Regions from separate parts of the Homo sapiens genome. Here region 2 is linked to region 1. Evidence: read pairs that join two places in POLR2A ChIA-PET (ENCODE). Cell type or tissue: PC-3. All regions are shown on one strand. Each heading gives the region's core, and the rest is flanking DNA. Links, peaks and the distances in the headings are about the cores only.

What was found. ChIA-PET counts read pairs that join two places held together with the same protein. Peaks named below come from ENCODE experiments on the same cell type or tissue, not always from the same donor. Only the 100,000 strongest peaks of a DNase experiment are listed, where the experiment ranks them.
Region 2: POLR2A ChIA-PET joins it to region 1 with 13 read pairs; 3 of 35 experiments call an interaction of 5 or more read pairs at or near these places.

The regions. Positions count from the first base shown.
Region 1 is chr2:24,264,448-24,272,787 of GRCh38, reverse strand. It overlaps ITSN2 (intersectin 2), which reads left to right. Exons shown (of 40, transcript NM_006277.3): 19 at 847-1,022; 20 at 2,020-2,117. Among named protein-coding and RNA genes, the nearest start is that of ITSN2, 92 kb to the left of the region's middle. In PC-3, for the core only: no CTCF peak of the experiment used is centred there; a DNase peak (open chromatin) is centred at 3,317; H3K27ac peaks cover 1,573 bases.
Region 2 is chr2:24,392,344-24,400,683 of GRCh38, reverse strand. No RefSeq gene overlaps it. Among named protein-coding and RNA genes, the nearest start is that of ITSN2, 36 kb to the right of the region's middle. RefSeq lists enhancers at 23-523, 930-1,224. In PC-3, for the core only: no CTCF peak of the experiment used is centred there; no DNase peak of the experiment used is centred there.

The DNA of each region.
Region 1 (8,340 bases), core at 62-8,061:
TCTATTATCTAAGCAAACAAAAAAGACTTTTTGAAGTAATAATATAAAAAGTAGACTGGGCGCAGTGGCTCATGCCCGTAATCTCAGCACTTTGGAGGCCAAGGAGGGAAGATTACTTGAGGCCAGGAGTTCCAGACCAGACTGGGCAACATAGCAAGACCCTGTCTTTATAAAAAAGAAATTAAAAAGTTGGCTAGGTATAGTGGCATGTGCCTGTAGTGCTAGCTACTTTGGAGGCTGAGGCAGGAGGATCACTTGAGCCCAGGAGATCCAGGCTGCAGTGACCTGTGATTGAACCACTGTACTCTAGCCTGGGCCATAGAGTAAGACCCTCTCTCTTTAAAAAAAAAAAAAAAAAAAAAAGTAGGTTGTTTTTCTAGAAGCATTTCCTATTTCCACAGCAACAATGACTAAACCCCTGAAACAAAGATTAGATAGGACAGTGGGAATAACAGCTGGAAGACAGTTCTTGTCAAATATCTGGAGAGAAAGGAAGGAAACTTAGATGTAATTTTTAGATTTATTTGCTGAATGGTTCCATTTCAACCTTTTTCTTTTTTTCTTGAGTTTGGAGGTTGGTTAGCAGGAGGGAATTTTTGGGTGTGGGAAATTGTCAGTCATACACCCCAGTGCATCCACTAATCAATCCAAAGCTTCCAAAGCTTTTCTTGATTGATTGATTGATTTGTTTTCCTTTCACCTCTGATCTCAGCAGTTTCTCCCCACCCCTGTACTAATACTTCATTGCTAGTTCTTCACCTTGACAGGAACCAGATCTTAGTATGTTTTTATTTAGTGTAAAAAATTTCTAGGACATTATACAAACTCTTTTTCTTTTATGTAAAGGAAAGCAAAGCAAGGAAAAGAAAACTTATGGAAAGAAAATCTTAGAAAGGAGGAAGAAGAAAAACAAAAGCGACTCCAGGAAGAAAAAACACAAGAAAAAATTCAAGAAGAGGAACGGAAAGCTGAGGAGAAACAACGTAAGGATAAGGATACTTTGAAAGCTGAGGAGAAAAAACGTAAGGATAAGGATACTTTGAGACAGTAGAACAAATGCAACAAGAAAAAAATGACCTGATAAGAGACAAAAAAAGGGAAGAAAATTAGAAAGATACTAATTGTAGAGTCAGAAAAAACCTTTTTATAAATTAAACTTGGATAAAAAGCAGTAGGCTTATTAAAACAGACTGAAATCTTAACACAGCAGTAGAAATCTTAGCACAGCAGGAGAAAAGAAGATAGTTACTACTGATTGTGAAAAGACTCAGACATGGTTTTCATAATTGAAGTAAAATAGTTTTAAATATTTTATTCAACCACTATAACTAAGCTATTTATTTTAATGAAACAACAGTAAAATTTTGATACACCTCAGTCCATTTCCACAATACTTTTAGTAGTATTGTATCTCTTTTAGATACATGAACCCTTTGAATCATTATTAATGATACAGTTTGTTGAAATTTTATAAGTTAAAACATTCTAAAGATGAACAAAGTAAACAATTTTATTCTTATCAAATTCAGTATATTTGTGTACTCTTCCACTGTTTTCCTTTTAGAACCATTCTGATAGATGTATAGATTTTTCTTCAGCCATCCCTGTTAACTTGCTATTCTTATCTTTTGAGACCCCCCTTTTTGTCCTTTACTTCCCTGTTATATTCAGACCTCCACAGATCAAACCAAGCCTCTCTTTGCTTGGTCTCCTTCCACTTTGTACAGCTCAGCCTGGCCCCCACTCCTGCACTTTCCTTTCTACCCATGTGTGTGCTTCATCCCGCAAGTCATCTCTTTGTTTTGCTGCCTCCTACCTTACTTAAGATGAGCATCCTTGTTTGCTTTTTTATTAGATGACTAGTCAAGATACTGAAATCCTAGCAAGTCTGTATCAAGTGGATTTTCATTGTAGTATTTGGTGCTTGATTTTTTCTTTTAGGTTTTAGAGCTCTTTATTGAGTCATAGCAAAGATGTATACATGTAAGTTGCAAATAATGACAATTGTCTTCTCTTTAGGTGAGACAGCTAGTGTTTTGGTGAATTATAGAGCATTATACCCCTTTGAAGCAAGGAACCATGATGAGATGAGTTTTAATTCTGGAGATATAATTCAGGTAGGAAATGAATTTTTTTTTTAATCATGAATAACCTAAATACATTGTAATATATTAGTTTCTGTAGTAATGTTGACCATTAATTTCATATATTTACCTTTGTAAAATGTTTCTTAAACATTACCTCATTTGGACTTTACAACATACTTCAGAGCTGCATAGGACAGTTATTATTACTAACTAAGTTCTAGCCAAGGAAGCTTAAACTCACACAAGTTGTAACTGTCAGCATTGCAGTGCCAGAATGGGATGCAGTTATGTGTTTTTTTATTTCCAAATCCAGCGTTGTTTCTGCTATGCCATACAGCAACTGTTAAAAGAATTGAAGGAGTTAGATTCCACAGCCCTAACTGGATACAGGCAATTTGTTCCTTGGAACGAAAGTCTTTATTGTGTTATCACAATCCATATAAAATACATGAATAAGAGAAGATCCCAGGAGTAGTGTTTGATAGAGCCAGTAGGACATAATGGAAAGAGTACAGGCTTTAGAAGCACACAAACTTGGATTTTAGTCTCTGCTTCTGTTTTCTTCTTGTTAAACTAATGTTAACCAGAGTATCTAGCCAGAGTATCTAGCCAGTGCCTCTTTCCCCCGCTCCCCCTGCACTGTCACCAGTTAGTGTGATTTATCAGTTAGGTGGCAAATGTTTAATGATACTAGGGAAAAAAATTTACCAAAACGCTAGCACCCAAGATAAACCCTAAACACACATTCCTGCTCTTGCCATTGCCGCTATTAGTAGTACCGGAGCTGTGCCCGAGCAGGGGGAGAGGTTTGTTCTACAACCAGCCCAAGTCCACTGTCTGCTCTTCCTACCATTCCTCCTCTCCTTGTTGGTGATGGTGTCTGGATGAAGAGATACAACCAATCTCTGGGCGTGTTTGGTCAAGAGTTTACTTATATTTTTGGTTATATTTTTTATTTATTTCAACAAATATTTTTTGAGGGCTGACTATGTTAGACTAGGGATTTAGTGAATAAGACATTATCTCTGCTCTTAACACGCTTGTAGGCTAATGAAAAAGCGTGACAACCTAAAGCAGTAGAGGAAGGAAGGTAAGGAAAAGGTTGTAGACTGCTACCAGCTTTAGCACAGACCTCTCCCATGGTCAGAGAGCCATTCTGGTGGCAGTGACAACAGAAACATAAAGTTAGCTGTGTGTCTTGGGTGCTTGTGTACTCTGCTGAATCATTAACATGAAGTATTAGTCATGAGTTACTACTGTCAGTCATGAGTTGCCTGATTTGAACAAATTGGTTAATGATGGTGTCATTTCCTAAGAGGGAAAATCAGAGGGGGAATATATAAGTAGAATTATGAGTTCAGTTTTGTATGAGTTTCAGATGTCCAGGCAGTAGTAGTTGGATCTCCAGAGTACCTAGAGAGATGTCAGGCAGCGGTCTGGGCTGAGGATGTAAATCTGGATGTCGCCAGTGTGATGTGATGGTGTTGGAAGACATGAGAGTAATGGAGCTCATCCAGGGGAGTAGTAACGTGAGAGAGAAGAGGATTGAGGATGCAGTTCCTGAGAAACATGGACACTGAAGGAATTATTAGAGGAAGTGGAGCCTTAAAAGGAGTGACTAGTAGTAGGAAAAAAAAAAAAACAGGAGAGTTTAATGTTAGGGAACTTTGAGAAGAGTGATCTGCAAGTGAAATAAAACAAGGACTAAAAAAATTATTAGATTAGCAATAGCACAGGTGTTGTTAACTTGAGGACAGCAGTATCAGTTAAGTGGACTAGTAGAGCGAGAAGCCAGATTTCAGTGAGTTGGAATAAATTGGAAGAGAGGAAGAGGAGACAGTGAATATATAAAACTCTTTGAATGAGCTTGGCTTTGAAAGGGAGAAGGAGAGAAGGTAGTAAATAATGAGAAATGTGGGTTGAGGGAAGTTTTTTTTTTTTTTAAAGTTGGCTGAAGCTTGAGCAAGTTTAAATAATAGTAGAAAGGATCTGCAGAGAGGAAACAGGTTAATGATAATGGAAAGAGTATAAATAACTGATAAAGATTGTTTTTTCTTATTAAAGTATAATTTATATATAGCAAAGTGTACAACCATAAGTATACAGCTCAAAGAATGTGTACACATCTGTGTATCTGTGAAGCCCCCCTCAGATCAGTGTGTAGAACGTACAGCATCAGGAAGGCACTTCATGTTCCTTGTCAAACCTCCCTGTTCTGACTAATAGATGGAGATGAGGAAGATTCTTGAAAAGGCTAGAAGGCTGGAATCTGGAGCCCTGGAAGAGAGTGGTAGAAGGATTGAATACCTTATCCTTTGTCATTAGAGGGCAGGAAGAAAGGGTGGGAGGGATTAAAGTAAATTTTGCTGAAGTAGAAGATGAAGTCAGGTCCCAGGACTTCCAAATTCCCGGTAAGATAGGAGGCAAGGTCTGATCAACTTAATGGATGAGGGTGTTACCGGAGGTTTCATTGAAAGTGAAAAGGATTAGAAATTCCACTGAGTCTTGGCCACATTTTCGATGACAAGCTGAAATGTTTTTCTAGCCTTCTAATCTGTTAATGCTATTTTGCTAACATTAATTAATAAGTAGTTAAGAAGAAGTAATAAGTAGTTTTGCTAGGCCTGTGAGAATTTATATAAAATGTTCAGTTTAACTCAGTATGTAAATTAACAACTAAAAATTAATTACAACTATAAATGACAGATGTGAAAGAGATTAAAATTGACCTCTTACTAAAACAACTTGGCCTAACTACAGAATAAATGAACGAGATTTTTCTTCTTGATTAGGTTGAAAACACTAGGAAAAAGTGTATCTAGAAATTAATACTTTTAAAAGCTTTTGGCCAGGTGCAGGTGCACACCCATAATCCCAGCACTTTGAGAGGCCGAGGCAGGAGTATCACGTAGGTACTGGCGTTAGAGACCAGCCTGGGCAACATAGGAAGACCCTGTTTCTACAAAAAGTAAAAAAAAATTAGCGGGGCTTGGTGGTGTGCACCTGTAGTCCCACCTGCTGTGGAGACTGAGGTGGCAGAATCACTTGAGCCCAGGAGGTCAAGGCTACAGTGAGCTGTGATTGCACCACTGCACTCTAGTAGCCTGGGTGACAGAGTAAGACCCTGTCTGAAAAGTCAGCCAGCCAGCCAAGTCCGTCAGTGAAGGGAGGTAGAAAGGAAAGTAGGAAGGGCATGTAAGTAAATGTGGTAAATGTGTGTGTGTGTATGTATGTATGTACATATGTGTACCTATATATAGCCAATACTCATAGCTTACGGTGATTCCTTTCCTTAAGACCATACTTTTTTTTTTTTTTTATACTTTAAGTTCTGGGATACATGTGCAGAACGTGCAGGTTTGTTACATAGGTATACATGTGCCATGGTGGTTTGCTGCACCCATCAACCTGTCATCTACGTTAGGTATTTCTCCTAATGCTTTCCTCCCCTAGTCCCCCACCCCCTGACAGGTCCCGCTGTGTGATGTTCCCCTCCCTGTGTCCATGTGTTCTCATTGTTCAACTCCCACTTGTGAGTGAGAACATGTGGTGTTTGGTTTTCTGTTTCTGTGTTAGTTTGCTGGGAATGATGGTTTTCAGCGTCATCCATGTCCAAGACAATACATTTAAATCAGGTACAATGCTGAGCATTTTGCAGCATTGAAATACTTTGGTTTGTGTAATTCCTCAGGGTTTATTGTATTCTTGTCTGAATTTATATTGCTCTGGCTTAGCTATTTTATTTTATTTATTTATTTATTTTTGAAACTGGGTCTCAATCTGTTACCCAGGCTGGAGTGCAGTGGCGGGATCATGGCTCACTACAGCCTCGACCACCCGAGCTCACGCCATCCTCCCACCTCAACCTCTTGAGTAGTGGAGACTACAGGCACACACCACCACACCTGGCTATTTTTTTTTTTTTTTTTTTTTGTGGAGATGGAGTTTCTCACTATGTTGCCTACGCTTGTCTCAAACTCCTGGCCTCAAGCAACCCTCTTACCTTGGCTTCCCAAAGTGCTGTGATTACAGGCATGAACCACCGTGCCTGGCAGACTTAACTATTTTAAACTAGTCTTAAACTAGATTTACAGGATAATATTTCATAAGTGTTTGCTTTCATTCTAACTATTTTAGAACACCATTTTATGGGAGCTACATTACTGTGACATCATACAGTTTAGCCATAGCAGCTCTGGTTTAGGAGTTTTCTAAATATTTCATTCATGATGTAATAAATAGCCAGACATATAACATTAAAATGAGAATTATTTACCATAAACATAAATGAAGTTGCCCTAATAATCCATTTATTACTAATTAAGCTTTAAGTCTATTGTTAATCAAATTTAGAATAATCCATTCAAGTTAACATTTGTTGAGTTTGTAACCATGTGCCTCTGGTGACATACAAAAATGAATAAGGAGACCACAGTCTAGGAAAAAAAAGAAATGTGTATTACTGTACAAAATATAACATGATAAATTTCAATACTAATTTATATGAGTAAGTACTGTGGGAACCCAGAGAATGAAGGAAAAACAACCAAATAGAATTGGGGAACATTTTTCCCAAGGATAGGATGGAGGAAGGCCTTGAAGGATTATGCCTTATATTTGCTTAGTGCTTTACAGTTTCCAAAGCGCCTTCATAAATATACTCAATTTAATTCTGAAAGATACCCTAGAGGAGGGCAGCACAGGTATTTCCCCCCAAATTTGTAGATGACAAAGCACACAAGATAGCATTCATTATCTTAACGAAGGATAACCAGGTAGCATGGCTAAGACTGAAATGTGGTTCTTTTAACTCTCAAGTCTGTAGTATTTCCTCTAAACCATGTAATATTCTGGGCAGAAGAGAATACCTTAAATAAAAACATTGAGGCTTGCATGTGCCAGGTGTTTTTAAAGAATGTCATATAACTATTTGCCTAGAATATCGAACAAATGGTAAGAGATGAAGCTAGAAAGGTAAGTTGAAACCTGACAAAGAAACTGTAATTTCAGAGTATTCAAATTCTACACTAAGAAGTTTGAACTTTTAAGAGCTTTAAACTAGAGAGACAACATCTGCTAGGAGAAAAATCCTAATGGGTCTAAAGTGGCTTACCATAGAGTAAAAGGCATCAAGATTGGAAAAGGAGAAGACAGACTGTATTGATTTGCAGAAGACATGATAATCTATGTAAAAAGTCCCATAGAATCTATTAAGCTACTAGAACTATTTAAATGAGTTTAGCAAGGTTGCAGAATACAAGATCAATATAACAAAATCAGTTGTAGTTCTGTATAGAAACGATGACTATTCAGAAATTGAAATTTAAAATACCATTTACAATTGCATAAAAATATGAAATACAGATAAAACTGATAAAAGATTTGCAAGACCTGTTTATTGAAAGTTACAAAGTTTTATTGAGAAAAATTGAAGTCCGAAATAAATGGAAAGATATATAGTGTTCATGGATTGGAAGATTCAGTATTGATAAGAAGTCAGTTCTTCTCTTAAGTCCTGTGTAAACAAATTTTTTAGAAAAAGATAAGAAGTCTGTTCTTCTCAAATTCTTACACAGACTCAAAGCAATTTACATCAAAACTTTAACAGGCAGCCAGGTGCTGTGATCCACATCTGTAACCCTAACACTTTGGGAGACCAAAATGGGAAGATTGCGTGAGACCAGGAGTTCGAGATCAACCCGGGCAGCAAAGCAAGACCTCATCTCTACAACAACAACAAAAATCTCAGCAGGCTTTGTTTTTTTTTTTTGTTTCTTTTTGTTTTTGTAGCAAATGACGAGATGATTCAAAAGCAAAACAACTTTGAAAAGGGAACAAAGTTGGAAATCTTTTAGTACCTGAATTTAAGGCTTATTATAAAAGTTACAGCAGTCAAAACAGTTGTGATATTAGCATCTAGACAGGAAAATAGATCAATGGAACAGAGTAGGTAAATAGATTCATGCTACGTGTGTTTGTGTGTGTGTGTGTGTGTGTGTGTGTATAAACAACAGATTTTCGACAGAGGTGCAAAAGCAACTCAGTGGAAAAAGAACAGTCTTTTCAGCAAATGGTATTGGAACAATGGATATTCATATGCAAAAAAATGAATTTCAATTTGTTCCTTGCAACATATACACAGATTAACTCAAAATAGGTAAAATATGATGTCAAATGTGAACCTATAACTGTAGAATTTCTAGAAGAAAACAGAGAAAATCTTAACAACTTCGGGTTACTCAAAGTTTTTCAG
Region 2 (8,340 bases), core at 147-8,146, 130 kb before region 1:
CCCGTCTGGGAAGTGAGGAGCGCCTCTGCCCGGCCACTGTGCAACCTTCCAAGTGCGAAGTGACAGCCTTGCGTGTGATCTTTTCTGTCTTCCCCAAGTTTGCATTTTCGACATTCAAGTTTACTTTTTAGTTAAAAGTTAAAAAAAAAAAAGACTGGGGTTTTGGGCCACGTCACTTCACCCTGACTTCCAGGCAGGGGAGGGAGACTGGCAGTTGGGTTCAGCCACGTGGACAATAATTCAATCAATTGTGCCTATTGTACGAAGCCCTAATAAAAATTCTGGACATAAGAGCTGGGTGAGTTTCCTTCTCAGTATCGTCCCCTTTGTTGATGGGAGGGGAACACAGCATGGGGATGACAGCAGCTCTGCATTTGGATTCCTGCCAGACTTCCACATACGCATTCTCTTCCTCTGGCTGGTTCTAATTTGTATCCTTTACCTGTAATAAATGTGACAGTGAGTATAATCGCTCTCTGAGTTCTGTGAGTCTTTCTAGTGAATTACCGAACCTGAGGGTGGTCATGGGCACCTCTGAATTTGTAGCCCGTTGGTCTGTACTGAGGGTGGCCTTGGGGCCCTTCAAACTTGCAGCTGGTGTTTGAAGAGCAGTCTTTGAAGGACTGTGCCCTCTGACTGTGCAGTTTGCTGAACTCCTCTGCAAGCACTATAAGAGATTTTTAGGATGAGGGAATAGACACAAAGAGGTTAGATAATTTGCCTGAAGTCATACAGCTGGTGAGTGGAAAAGCCAGGATTCGGACACAGGCATTGCAACCATCATATGATATTGAATCAGCTACAGTGTCTGGGATAAATACCCAGGGTTCATCATCTCACACCAAGAGAAGTTAGGACACAAACGCACATGAGGAATTTAGGAGTGGAGGTTTAAAAGGCAAAAGAAAGAAAGAGAAAGGAAAACAGCTCACTCTCTAGTGAGAGAGAGAGGACTTTGGAGAGGAAAAGGCTGGCAGTGGATGTGCCAGATTTTATAGTCAGGCTTGAGGATGCGGTGTCTGATTTACATAGCACTCGCAGATTGGCTTGATCAGGTATGATGTTTACATAGGGCAAGGAGAAGGCTGGCAGACCCACTCTAATCATACTATGCAAATGAACTTTCCCCTTGGCCAGCGCCATCTTGTCTGCTTCTTCCTGTGCATGTGGCTGTCAGAGAAGGGAAGATGGAGCCGCCATTTTTAACATGCTTGGCATAACTGCCAGCGTCTACGTGTGCAGCTCAATTTTACAGGCTGCTGTTAGAAAGGAAAATTATTTGGGGCTGCTTTTCATTAAAAGGAAAACCTTACCAAGGAGTTCTGTGCCCTCACTATCTGCCTAAGTAATTTCTTCTTAACTCCTGTATCAATATTACTGCTTGATCAACTTTGCAGTAGGGAAAAATACCTAACTTAGCTATTCCACAGTGTGTACATATATCAAAACATCATGGTGTACATTTTATATATATATATAAAATATATATACACAATTTTTACTTGCCAATTAAAAATGTTTTAAAAGAATACCTAATAGCACCTTAGGCTTGTTTAGAACTGTTTTTCAAACATACTGTGGCTCACAGTATGAAATCCTGTATTTTCCATGACCACTCATTAAACATAACCTCTCCCATACACACACTCCAGAAATAAAAATATGATGCACCCTGATATTTTCTTTTTTCTTTTTTTTTTTTTTTGTTGTTTTAAGATGGAGTCTCGCTCTGTCGCTAGGCTGGAGTGCAGTGGCACAATCTCAGCTCACTGCAACCTCCACCTCCTTGGTTCAAGCAATTCTCCTGCCTCAGCCTCCCGAGTAGCTGGGACTACAGGCATGTGCCACCACGCCCAGCTAATTTTTGTATTTTTAGTAGAGATGGGGTTTCACCATGTTGGCCAGGATGGTCTCGATCTCTCGACCTCGTGATCTGCCTGCCGCGGCCTCACAAAGTTCTGGGATTACAGGCGTGAGCCACGGTGCCAGGACCACTCTGATATTTTCTATTCCCAATTACTTGTATTTTCAAAATGCTAGAAACCTACCAAATTTATTTCCTATTCACTTAAGAATTTTGCACCAACAATGTGGTGTAGACAGTAAACCACATTTAGAAATGCTGGCTTAGAAATTTGCTTTAAAATGGTACTTTCCAATTATGCCTTTAAGTAAGAATAATCTGGGGAATTTTTCAAGAAAAATCCAAAACCCAGGTCCCACCAACAGAGATTTTGACTCATTTAATCTGGGATGGGGGTTGGACATCAATATTTTATGTTATTTAAGTCTCTGAGCGATTCTAATGTACAGCCAGGAGCTAAGAGCCACTATTTTAAAATATTATCTGCTTCAAAATCTTAAGCAAATGTTTTAAAGAATAAAGACATTCTTTTATTTAAAAGTGAAAGCACATGATGAAAATACGTGGCTAAAACTAGTGACCTAAATCCTTTGCAGCTCACTTTCGTTGGCTGTGATATCTGGGGTAGCATTTTGTCTAAACTGCAAGGGCAATTTTTTGAGTAGTCAGAAATAAACGTGATAACTAACTTTGTAAGTTTAAAGACATAACATTTTGGTGACCTTTCTTTTCACTTAAAAGTAATTTTATTATTAAGAAGATAAATATTATATATATAAAATATATATAATATATACTCCAGAAAATGAGATTAAAAAAGCATAGATACCTGTGTGTCTATCACTCAATTAAGAAAATAAGGTTATAATCTGACATTCATATGACTAAAAAAAAGAAAGAAAATAAGGACTATTATCATCATCTGTGTGGCCTTCTCTGTTTGCATTTCCTTTGTTTATTAGAAATAAACCCAAGGCCAGGCACGATGGCTCACGCCTATAATCCCAACACTTTGGGATGCCAAGGCATGCGGATTGTCTGAGCTCAGGAATTCAAGGCCAGCCTGGACAACATGATGAAAACCTGTCTCTACAAAAAATACAAAAATTAGCTAGGCATGGTGGCGCACACCTATAGTCCCAGCTACTCATGAAGCTGAGAGGTGGGAAGATCACTTGAGCCTGGGAGGTGGAGGTTGTAGTGAGTTGAGATCCTGCCACTGCACTCCAGCCCGGGTGACAGAACCAGACCCTGTCCCAGGAAAAAAGAAAAAAAAAAGAAAGAAAAAGAAATAAATCCTATCCTAAATATTGTGTTATCTTGCAATTCTTAGAGGTTTAACAAGTTTGTATACTTACATCATTTAGATGCATGCTTTTGGGTTTTAATTTAATGGAATCATATTCCATGCATTGTGTGCCTTGCATTTTTTTCATTCAGAAAATTCAAAATTATCTTTCTGAGATTCATCCACGTTGTCGTAACTGCTTTATTTTCACTGTTGTATAGTATTCCATTCTATAGATATGCGGCAATCTATCCATTCCATTGCTGCTGGGCATTTGTGCTGCTTCTAATGTGATGCTATCATAAATTGTACAGCTTTGATTGGATTGGTCCATGTCCCCTGATGCACATGTTTGAGGGTTTCTTTAGGACTTGTACCTGTAAGTAGGAACATCCGGTTATATGACACACACCTCTTCAACTTTACTAGCCAATGCCAAATTATTTCTCAAAGTTATTGTGTCACCCACCAGCAGATAATTATAATTTGCATTGCTCCACATTGTCAACACTCAATATTATCAGATTTTATTTTTGCCAGCCTGGTGAGTGTAAAATTGTATCTTGATGTATCATTTCCTTGAGGTTAATGAGGCTGAATATTTTTCCCTGTATTTATTGTCTCATTGGGTTTTCTCTTCTGTAAAGTCCTTGTTCTAGTCTTTGCCCTTTTATCTACTGGGTTTTCATTTTCATAACTACTTATATGTCAACCTATCACATTCTCTTAAAACAAAATATGCCACAGTAAGATGATCTTCAAATATAAGTCCACCCCCCAACCAAAAGTAATTTGTATGGAATTCCATAAAGTTTTTAGGTTATCATTTCTAAATACACAGAATAGGTAAGTTTAAAACAGGATATTAAAAATTACCCAAACAACCCACAGATAGCCAGAGGTTCCTGCTTTTTTCCATTTCAAATCTCCCTTGATACCGAGCTACATTACTCTAGGGAGTAATGTGGAATCACATGCAAGGCTCTGTGTTCACAGTGGGACAGAAACAAGGCTAGAGAAGAAAAGCTTCTGACAAAGCCAAATATTGTGGATGAAAACAGAGGAATACGATCGGAAAGCAATTTGTCAAGTGGAGTATTCTCCATGCACCTGCTTTCCTGCCAGACAGGATAAAGATTGTTACTAAAGCTAGACAAATGAGTAACACAAATAAAAAATAGAATTATCACAATGCAAATAACTATGACTTCAGTTGTATAGTTCAATAAAAGTGTTATTAAAAATCCTTGCAGTAGCGTTTATGAATATAGACAAGCTGATTCTAAAATTTATAGAAAAGGCAAAGCAACAAAATAGCTAAAACAATTTTTTTTTTTGAGACAGAGTTTCACTCTTGTTGCCCAGGCTGGAGTGCAGTAGCGCAATCTCGGCTCACTGCAACCTCTGCCTCCTGGGTTCAAGCGATTCTCCTGCCTCAGCCTCCTGAGTAGCTGGGATTACAAGCACCCGCCACCACGCCTGGCTACTTTTTGTATTTTTAGTAGAGATGGGGTTTTGTCACATTGGCCAGTCTGGTCTCAAACTCCTGACCTCAAGTGATCCACCTGCCTCCGCCTCCCAAAGTGCTGGGATTACAGGCATGAGCCACCGCGCCAGGCCAACAATTTTAAAACAGAAGAATAAAGTTGAAGGAATCATATTACCCATGTTTAAGACTCAGTATAAAGCTATAGTAATCAGGCCGGGCGTGGTGGCTCACGCCTGTAATCCCAGAACTTTGGGAGGCCAAGGCGGGTGGATCACAAGGTCAGGAGATCGAGACCATCCTGGCTAACACGGGGAAACCCCGTCTCTACTAAAAAATACAAAAAATTAGCCTGGCATGGTGGCAGGTGCCTGTAGTCCCAGCTACTTGGGAGGCTGAGGCAGGAGAATGGCATGAACCTGGGAGGCAGAGCTTGCAGTGAGCTGAGATTGTGCCACTGCACTCCAGCCTGGGCGACAGAGCGAAAACTCTGTCTCAAAAAAAAAAAAAAAAAAAAAAAAGCTATGGTAATCAAAATTGCTACCATGAATTCAGTCCTGAGTTCTAAGATAGAGGGATTTTAATAAAAGGCAGCTTTTTAATTATTTATTTATTCAATTATTTATAATACATTGCTCCCCCCTTGTTCCAAATTAAAAGATTTGAGTCACCCTATCAAAATAAATACAGTATCGAATGAATAACATACAAGTGAAAACGTAAGGGTAAAACAAACAAAGGAAGTCTAAAATTCACTTAAAACATATACAAGGCCAGGCACAATGGCTCACACCTGTCATCCCAGCACCTTGGGAGGCTGAGGCAGGAGGATCACTTGAGCCGAAGAATTTGAGACTGGCCTGGACAACACAGTGAGACCCCATTTCTACCAAAATAATTTTTGTTTAATTAGCTGGGTGTGGTGGTGCATTCCTGTAGTCCCAGCTACTTGGGGGGCTGAGGCAGGAGGATCACTTGAGCCTGACAGGTTGAGGCTGCAGTGACCCCTTATCACGCCACTGCACTCCAGCCTGGGTGACAGAGTAAGACCCTGTCTCAATTAAACACACACACACACACACACACACACACACACGCACTATCCAAACATACATACAAACTGTAAGACCCTCTCTACCCTCTGGAAATACAATGCAAATTTAGCTAAGAGCTTTCTAGCAGCCGGCTCAAAGAAAGAAGCAAAGTTGGTTGCATGTCCACAGTATTCATAAAAAAGCAGAAGCATAGGAGAAAATGTAATTTTCTGATCCTGTGAATTGAGAAAAATTTCTTCCAGTGTAGAAGAACATACCCGTGTGGGTGCAGTGAGGGTGTGAAATGTCAACAGCATTGGAGCCAGCAGCTTCAGCAATGACAAGAAATAGCATCCATCTGGCAGGGGGCAGTGGCACACACCTGTAATCCCAGCACTTTGGGAGGTCAAGGCAGGAATATTCCTTGAGGACAGGTGTTCAAGACCAGCCTGGTCAACTTGGCGAAACCCCGTCTCTATTAAAAATACAAAAAAATTAGCCAGGCATGGTGATGCGCTTCTATAGTCTCAGCTACTTGAGAGGCTGAGGCAGGAGAATTGCTTGAACCTGGGAGGTGGAGGTCGCAGTGAGCTGAGATGGTGCTGCTGCACTCCAGTCTGGGCAAAGAGTGAGACTGTCTCCAAAAAAATAAAAAAAGAAAGAAAAGAAAAAAAGAAGTACCATCACTAGCACAAACATCAACAATTTGACCCCAAGTACCCACAGCCTTTAGACAAATCAGTGAGAGCCAACAGCAGACAGGGGTGTGGCCTTCAACTGGCCTCTGAAGAAAGAAGAGCAAGATCAGAAACTTCAAGGCAATCAAAGGAAGAAAGTCACAGAACATTGGTGAGATACTGCTTATGTTGCCGAAACACCAGGGGTGCGGTCTAGGTCCTGCTGCTCGTGACACAGAAAGCCAATCACTAAGATGCCGAGTACTGCCAAGGAAGAAGGCTTTAACCTGGTGCTGCAGCCGAGGACACAGCAGCTCAATCTCAAATCCATCTCCCTGACCGACTAAAACTAGGGGTTTATATAGGAGGGAAGAAATGTAACAATGTGCAAGAAATCCAGAACTAGGGAGGGACACGGAAGCAATTATGATGAATGAGCGGTCCAGCATCTCACTGTTAGGATGTGGTGATCTGGTGAGTTTTAGTTCTTTGACACTTTTTTTGAGAGGCCTGAAGGTTCTTTCCTGAGGAAGGAACTCAGATAAAACACGCCTGTAATCCCAGCACTTTGGGAGGCCAAGGCGGGCGGATTGCCTGAGCTCAGGAGTTCAAGAGCAGCCTGGGCAACAATGGTGAAAACCTGTCTCTACCAAAAAAAAAAAAAAAAAAAGTATAAAAATTAGCCAGGAGTGGTGGCATGCACCTATGGTCCCTCTCAGCTATTTGGGAGGCTGAAGTGGGATGATGGCTTGATCCCAGGAGGCAGAGGTTGCAGTGAGCTGAGATCGTGCCCCTGCACTCCAGCCTGAGCACAGAACCAGATTCTGTCTCAAAAAAAAAAAAAAAAAAAAAGAAAAAAAAGAAAGAAAAAGAAAGTAGAGTCAAATACTTATGCATAGGGATAGTGGAGAAAAGGATATTCAATAATTAAACGCATCAGATTGAGCATATGACACTTATTTCTGTTGCCTCCAGAAACTCTGCTAAAATGAGAATAAAATTTTTGAAATGAATAAACATAGTAAAGGGGGAACGTGAACAGCAACATAGCAGTTAGAGTTCTGGCAGGAAACAGATTGGCATGCTCAAAGGAGAAATGAAGAAAATTTAATGAGGAAACTATTTACAGAGGTGTGGGCAGGATTAAGAGAACCAAAAAGAGATGCTAAAGTACCCAGGCACTAGCAACACTGGGAAGCTGTCACCATCCCTAGGCCTCAAGGGGCAAGTGGAAAGAATAATTACTGTAACCTGGTAAGAACTCCAGGCATAGGAGAAAGTCACCCTAGGGGAGCCATGGAGTTAGGTACAAGTTTTCTGCCACTACCAACACAGCAGCCTCCAGGGAAGAGGCACATAAAAAGGGGGCACAGCAATGGCAATAAATGCGCTTACATCTATTATTCTATCCCCTCCCACTCTGCATTCTTCTTCCAGTCACTCCAGTTAGCTGAATCGAACTGGATGCCAAAAATCAAAGGAGTGCAAGTCCATAGGTGTTATCTTCTCAGGATACGGAGCGGGGCAGAAAAATATGGCTAATGGATGTGGAGGGACAAAACACAGAACGAACACAGGTGCAGACAAGCAATGTCAGCAGATTTCTGGAAGATAGAAATTACTAGTGTTACTCAAATTATGAAAGCTTAAAACCAAGAGTATGCTAATGAGAAGAAAACTGATATTGCCAGAGGATCTTGGACATGCTCAGAATTTGGAGGCACCAGGTATCTCTAAAGGCAGAAATTCATGTTACAGATGAAAAGAGAAGGATCCATTGAAAAACCTTACATGGCTCACTCAGACCCCTAGAACTCCATTTTTCTTTTCTTTTCTTTTTTTTTTTTTTTTTTTTTTTTGAGACAGAGTCTTACTTTGTTGCCTACCCAGGCTAGAGTACAGTGGTGTGATCTCAGCTCACTGCAACCTCTGCCTCCCAGGTTCAAGCGATTCTCCTGCCTCAGCCTCCTGTGTAGCTGGGACTACAGGTG